2 separate regions of the Homo sapiens genome follow, and region 1 is linked to region 2. Evidence: chromatin loops called from intact Hi-C (ENCODE). Cell type or tissue: mammary epithelial cell. All regions are shown on one strand.

Region 1 (4,000 bases), 76 kb after region 2:
CGCATGAAGAGGCAAATCTCTTCCCAAGCTCCATCTTCTGTAGAAGCCAAGCTTCTGGTCCTGCTCTTATCTTTTTCATGAACATTCGCCAGTCCCTGCTGTCACTCTTGCTCCCCACAGTCTCCATCTGGCCCCTCAGCCAGGTTCCCTTTGAAATGTAAGTTATATTGTAGCACTCCCCTGCTTAAAACTCTATTGTGGTTTCCCATCATGCTTAGACTAAAGCTGAGGGTCAAGGCCATGATCTAAAGGCCTTGCCATAATCTGTAGCAGTGGATCTCAATGTAGGGTGATTTCACATCCACCCCCAAGATACCTGGCAATGTCTGGAGACATTTTTGGCCGTCACAATTTGTGGGGAGAGGTTGCTAATAGCATCTAGTGGGTATAGGCCAGGGATGCTGCTAGCATTCTACAGTACACAGGACTCGCCACCAGCTACAATGACAAACAATTATCCAGCCCCAAATGCCAATGGTGCCAAGGCAGGAAGACCCTGCCCTACAGGGCCCTCATACTCTGGTCCTGCCTATCCTGCGTACCCTCGCTGATGCATTCCTCCTGGGTCACTCTCATCCTGGCCAGTCATGCTTTCCTCAGATGCACCATTGCTACCTTAGGACATTTTGTACCTTCTTCCTCTGATGCCTCCCCTAAATGTTCTCCAGGCTTGCCCCTTCTCACTGTGCAGGTTTCTGCCAAAACGCTGCTCCTTAAGGCTTTCTCCAATTCTATAATCTAAACTAGCTCCTCCTCTCCCACTGCCCTCCTGCTTTCTTCACAGCACTTTGATCATCTGAAATGCTATGACTTAATGGCCTCGTTCTGTCTTTATCATCTGTCTTCTTTGCTGGGAGGTGAGCTCCCTGAGAGCACGGCTTTGTCCCATCCCCAGAGCAGCACCAGCACTTGGTCACTCAAGAGATAGCTACCAATTAAGTAAAGGGAAGAATGCCTGTCTGGGGCCTGGCTCCCTAAGATGCTGATCCTGGGGTGCAATGACAGGTGATCCCTGACTCTCTTAATACTCATCCAACAAGGACTCTTCAATTCGATTTTGAAGCTGTTTGGCCTTACATTTGCCTAACACCCACCCAACACAGCATAGGAAGGCCATTGGATCCAAAGGGTTACAAGTCATAGGACCAAATGCCAGGCATCTTGGATGAGCCTGCTTTGGTCAAAGAACCTTCACTGCATTCTCCTTCACTCTGGACTTTGGGTTTTCCCATTCATGGGTTGGGTAGCATGACCAACCTCAAACACTAGATTCAAGTGCAATTTCCAACCTTGTTTGGACTGTATCACGCAAAGCACACGCACGCATGAGAGTACACGTACAGGGTCACAGACATGTTATCATATAGGGCATAGATCCTCTTTTAGCAAGCCAACCACAGTGTTGGTCAAACTATTTCTATTACAACATAAATGCAACTCAAATAGAAGCAAGTCTCTGTAGTCTGAGAGTTGGGGAGAGGTGAGCCTGGTGAAAGCTCTTCAGAGTGTCCCACGGGAACCTAGTGTTCCCAAGCAGGGTAGGTTTGGGGTTCAATTTAATTCATTTACAGTGGAAACATTTTACAGCATCGCATGAAGTTTTCTTTTATAAAGTAAATTTCGAACCCACCCATCCTCATAACTTCTGATCTCCTGTCAGTACCAGTTTTCTTTTTTTTTTCTTTTCTTTCTTTCTGAAGAGAGGTCTCCCTAGGGTAAAAAGTAAAAACAGCTTTTCCTGGAAAAGTTCATGCTACCCTCATTTACCTTTTGCATAACAAAAGCCCAGACTCTAATTCTGAATAGCTGTTTTGTGTAGTTGAACCAGGTGTCCCGCTTGGAGAGACTGAACATTGGAAGTCAGAGAAATGCCAATTTGCTGTGTTTCAAAATACTTTGTTTCAATTGCTGCCAAAGCCTGGGGCAAAATGCTATAATCTATTTCCAGTTGTAGCTTTTCAGCTGGCTCAGCCTATTTTTTAAAAAATTTATTAACATGCCCAAGTGACAGTATCACTTATTAACCTTATTGATCTGGGAAAAATTTTGTTAACTATAAAACATATTCATTATTTGGGGTTAGTACTAGTGACTTCTTGACAGCAAAACATCCAAGTCTTAGAAGGTGAAAACTGATTTATAAATACATAGCAAACATGCTAATTAAAATACATCAGTGATGTATGTCTGTAGATTAAATAATCAGATGATATTAAGTGAAACGGAGAAAGGCACGTTGCCACTGTATTTGAGGTAGACTACTGACACATCTGATTACAACATATTTTCAATTTAGAGTGTGAGAGAGACATTCTACCATTGTTAGTCACATCACATCTGGTCGATCCAGTCCTATATTTTTCTGAATGTGCCACATTTGCAAAGAAAGATCTTAAGGAAAAGGCAGCATATGGTTTGCTAACTACCAGAGACATGAAAGGCTTTCAGATAAATGCATAAGTCTCATTCATTCAACAAATATTTTCTGAGGATTTACTAGGGGCTAGGTATGATTGCAGATGCTGAGTCTGCAAAGTAAACATATATACTTATGTGAACACAGTATTCAGCACCTGGGGCCCTGCACTGGGATTTTATCAGAATTCTTAGACAGCATTTGGATAAGCTTATTCCTCATAGATCTCTGCTTTCTCTCTCCAAAGGATGAAGCTGAAGACTGGAGAAGTGTATACAATGGAAAGGAATGGGATCTGTAGTCAAAGATGTGGAATCAAACTTTGACACTTGACAAACTGAGTTGGCCAAATGGTTTTACATCCTTGAGTCTCAGGATCCTTCTTTATAAAGTAACCCAACCTCATCAGGGTGGAGTCATGGCAAAACAAGGTAGGGTATATACATTGCTGGTGGAATGCAAAGTGGTACAGCCACAGTGGAAAACAGTTTGATGGTTCTTCCAAGAGTTAAAGCTACCATACGACCCAGAAATTCCACTCCTACCTACATACTGAAAAGAATTAAAGACAGATGCTCAAACAAATACAGGTACTCCTATGTTCACAGCAGCATTATTCACAAGAGACAAGAGATGAAAACAACCCGAACGCCCAATAATAGATGAATGGATAAAGAAAATGTGGTATATACAGACAATGGTGTATTATTCAGCCCTAAAAAGGAATGAAATTTGGATACATGCTACAACGTGGACGTACCTCAAAAACATTACACCCAGCAAAAGAAGCCAGATGCAAAAGACCACATACTGCATGATTCTATTTATATGAAATATCTAGAATAGGAAAATCCACAGGAACAGAGAGTAGATTGGTGGTTGCCATAGGCTGCGGGAGAGGGAATAAGGAGTGATTTTTCATGGCCACAGAGTTCCTTTCAGGTGATGCAACTGTTTTGCAAGTAGATAGAGGTAGTGGTTGTACAACATCGTGAATGTACTAAGTGCCATTGAAATGTTCACTTTTAAAATGATCAAGATTATTTTTGAATTTCATCTGAGTTGAAAAAAAAATGAGTGTATATGAAAATATTCCTTATATGTTTTTAGTGACTTACCCAGGGTCACTCAGGTGGTTGGAAGATGGGTGGATAAAAGGCTATGTAGAGAGGTCAGAGGGAGTCTGAATCTTCTAGTGACTCATTCTATTTATTTATTAATAATCGAGCAATAAACGTATATATTTGTGAACATCATGATGCTTTGATACATGTATCCCTTGTGGAATGGCTAAATCAAGCTAATTAACATATGCATCACCCTACTTATCATATTTTTTGGTAGTGAGAACACTTGGTATTTACACTTTCAGCAATTTTTATGTATAAAACATACTGTTATTGACTAGAGTCACCATGCTGCACAATAGATCTCCAGAACTGATTCCTGCTGTCTAACAGAAATTTTGTATCCTTTGACCATCATGTTTCCCAACCCTCATCCCCAGCCTCTGGAAACCACCATTCCACTCTGTGCTTCTACGAGTTTGACTTTTTCAGATTCCACATATGAGTGAGATCATGT
Region 2 (4,000 bases):
GCTAATTTTTGAGGGATAATGATAATGCCTGCCATTTTTTAGTATTAGTATGTGCCAGAATGTAGGCTAATGTCATCACAAAGTTATCTCTTTCAATTCTCCTAACAACCCTTAGAGGCAGATATTATTTTTCTCATTTTACAGTTTGGGAAGCTGAGACTTAGAGAAATTCAGATACTTGCTCAGGGTCACATAGATAAAGTTAGAACCACGATTTGAATCCAGATTTATCTTGTGAGATCATAATATCCTGCCTTCCTGTCTTCTTATGTATACTGACTCACACAAAGGAATTTATTTGGTCATTCATCCAGTCGTCTCAGAAATTCCTCAGTCATCTTCTGTATTGCATAGTTTAGCTAAGCTATATTAGATGAAGGGCCAATAAAAATAAATAAGACATGTTCATGTTCGCAAGGAGCTTTTCTGAGCAAGAATCTGAGCCTTGTTTAATTTTATCAATAAAATGGGATTCTATATATTTCTTGCAATCTTTAATGTATGAATCAGGATAAGCTGTGTTATGATGCAGTAACAAGCAACCTCATGATTTCAATGATTTAAAACAAGGTTAATTTATTGCCCATGCTATTTATCTCCTGAGGCTTAGGAAGGAATTCTGTTCCATGTTGTTCTCATTTTCACCCTAAAATGCAGGACAGTTTAGACCAGTAATGGTCACAGTGGCAGAAGAAAATAACTCTGGGGGTCTCAATGGGGGGCTGATATAGTTTGGATTTGTGTCCCCACCCAAATCTCATGTTGAAATGTAATCCCCAATGCTAGAGGTGGGGGCTGGGTGGGAGGTGATTGGGTCATGGGGGTGGTTTCTCATGAGTGGTTTAGTACCAGTACTATTGTTGCGAGTGAGTTCTCATGAGCTCTGGGTTGTTTAAAAGTGTGTAGTACCTCCCCCCTCTATCTTTCTCCTGCTCTGGCTGTAAGACACACCTGCTGCCCCTCTGCCTTTCACCAAGATTGTAAGTTTCCTGAGGCCTCCCCAGAAGCAGAAGCTGTTATGCTTCCTGTACAGCTTGCAGAACCATGAGCCAATTAAACCTCTTTTCTTTATCAATTACCAAGTCTCAGGTATTTCTTTATAGCAATGAGATAACTGCTAATACAGGCACTTTACTTATACTCACAATGCATTGGCCAGAGCAAGTTGTATCCCACCACAGAGGAGCCAGGATGGGGAATCCTCTAGAAGGTGGAAGTGCCAGAAGAAGGAAGAACCAGAATATCTGGAAACCAGCACTAAGGACTACCATATATATGATAATTTAAGAATTTATAGTCCAATATATGGAAAAACTTTAAAAACAGAAAACATTTTGTGCCTGAAATATTATCAGTGGCATGAAATTCTATGGGGAAATTTGATAATTCTGAGATTTTTTTTCACATTCCTTCTTTCAGGCTATGTTAAAGGGGCAAAAAAGGATATTTACTAGAAAGGTTATTATGAGTCCTTTATTTTTTGCTTTTTCAATCTATCAGACACTGCTTCAGCTAACAGCTCTGAAGGACCAGCCAGAGGTGGACAAAACCTGCTATCAATAACAAAACGAAAAGCTGAGTAGAGTATGCACACATACACACACACACACACACACACACACACACACAATCTGAGTAAAGACTCACTAAAATGGACTAGATTTGAGGGTTCAGTATCTTAAAGAGAAAGCCTGCTCATTGAGGGAAAGAGAAACCTGCCATTCTATGCTGATTTTCCCCTAAGGCTTTTTCCTGTCCATATCCTGGGCAAAGAGGCTGAGCAAGTGAGTCAGGAATAACTCAGTGGCAAAGAGGAAGAGACTCTGAGCAGAGCTTTTGTGAGTCTCGTGGCCCCAGGGAGACAAAAATTGATGTTCAGCCCTGCTAAGGCAACCAGGACTTGAGGGGCCAAAATTCCAAAGGAAAGGGAAGCAGAGAGAAATGAGACCAACACCCTGAGCTGCTTTTCTCGTAAAGTTTTTGGTTGATTATTAAATTGTTCCTGCTGAAAGGTAGATAAACTGAGTAGAAATCAGTTGCTAAGAGGCCAAAAACTTGATGCAGAATTCTTGGATATCTCATGATACTGCAGTGAAAAAAATGTGGTTCAAAGCCTGCCAAAGGAGAAGAGCCTAGTTATTAACCCAGCTGAAACCCGTGAAGTACAGTCAGACCTCCCTAATGGTGGGTTCTGCGTCTATGGATTAAACCAATTTAGGACTGAAAATACTCAGGGGAGAAAAAAAGGTGGTTGTTTGTATTGCATATGTACTGACCTTTTTTTCTTGTCATTATTTCCTAAACAATAGGCTATAACAACTAACTACATAGCATTTACATTGCATTAGAATTTATAAGTAATCTAGAGATGATTATATATATAAGAGGATATGTGTGGGTTATATGAAAACACTATACCATTTTACAAAAGGGACCTGAGCATCTGTGGATTTTGGTATTTGCTTGGGGCCCTAGAACCAATTCTCCGTGGTTACTAAGGGCTGATTGTACTATATTTCAGGAATAAGGGCAAGCCAGAAATTAGATAAAGCCTTGTAAGACTAAAATCCAATTTGAAACCAGCTCAATTTCTGATTGGATTAAGGGATCTGCCTCAAGAAGACAAAGAAAATCCTTTTTGAAATTACATAAAATAATTCAGAAATTTTACATGATTTTTCATAGTGTTTAGGATTTAATAAACAGTACCAGGCATATCAACAAACAAAACCAAGAAAGAAGAAAAAAAATGAAAATTACAATATCTGATTTAACCGTGTCACATATGTGATTACTAGGGGATCACACAGCTGGAGAGCAGATTTGTTGTTTAGAATGTAGGCCAGTAAAAAATTTTCAAGCTGAGGCAGAGAGGAAAGACTTCTATGCAACAAACTATGAAATGCTTTTGTGGGAAAGTAAAAAGAACATAAAAAAGAAAAATAAACACAAGAAAATAAATAAATAATTTCCATGAATTAGAATATTACAAAAATAGTAACTTTCCCTAAATTGAACTTTTGATTCAATGAAGTCTAAATGAGAATCACTACAAGTTTGTATTTTTGTGTGTGGAAATTGAGTAGCTGATATTTAAAAATGTAGGCAGAAATGCAGAGGATCAATAAGAGCCTTGTTTATCTCCAAGAACAAAGTCGGAGGATTTAAATGACCAGATTTGAAGCTGTGATATCAGTACAAAGGTACTGGGTAAGTTAGTATAACTGCTTTTGGGAAAATAGATCAATGGCAAGAAAGAAAAAAAAGATAAGAGAAAAAAAGAGAAACAAAAACATCCAGTGGGAAAAGAATGATTTTTAAATATTCATAAGGACAGCCACATTGAAAAAAAATGAATTTCAACCCTAGCTCACTCCATACACAAAAATTAAATGTAGATGGGTTGTAGATCTACATGTGAAAGGTTAAATTAAAAAGCTTCTAGAGGATACACAAGATAATGTTCATTGCCTTCATGAGCTAGGCAAAGGTCCTTAACTAGGACACAAGAAGCATTAGTCATTAAGAAAATTTGATGAATTGAATCACATTAAAATGAAGAATTTCTGTTTATCACACTGACACCATTAAGTGGGTGAAAGTGCATGTCACAGAGTGAGAGTGACAAGGGACTCATGACAAATCACTAAGAAAAAGACAGACATCCAAATAGGAAAATGGGCAAAAACGTTAAACAGGCAGTCAGAAAAAGAAGCTATTTAATTGGCCGATAAGCAGGTGCAAAGATGCTCAACATCAACTGAGTAAGGCAAATGCAAATTAAAATTAATAGTGGAACTGCATCACTCATCTGCCAGAATGACTAAGACAAACAAAACTTACAGCACTAGTCAGTGTTACTGAGGAATGCTCACTTTCCTACAGTGTGGTGGGAGTGTAAATTAGTACTATCATTTTTGACAAAATGAGTGGGAGTATTTACTGAAGTTACACATACACATAAACTTTGACTAGAAATTGCACTCTCAGTTTATACATT

Evidence for each region. Hi-C counts contacts between places; a loop is a spot of excess contacts. Peaks named below come from ENCODE experiments on the same cell type or tissue, not always from the same donor. Only the 100,000 strongest peaks of a DNase experiment are listed, where the experiment ranks them.
Region 1: it touches region 2 in a loop (2.2-fold over the local background); 1 of 110 quality-filtered maps calls a loop at or near these places.

What each region holds. Positions count from the first base shown.
Region 1 is chr21:35,161,241-35,165,240 of GRCh38, forward strand. No RefSeq gene overlaps it. Among named protein-coding and RNA genes, the nearest start is that of RUNX1, 110 kb to the left of the region's middle. In mammary epithelial cell, no CTCF peak of the experiment used is centred here; a DNase peak (open chromatin) is centred at 2,311; H3K27ac peaks cover 1,382 bases.
Region 2 is chr21:35,084,797-35,088,796 of GRCh38, forward strand. No RefSeq gene overlaps it. Among named protein-coding and RNA genes, the nearest start is that of RUNX1, 37 kb to the left of the region's middle. In mammary epithelial cell, no CTCF peak of the experiment used is centred here; DNase peaks (open chromatin) are centred at 305 and 1,785; H3K27ac peaks cover 2,668 bases.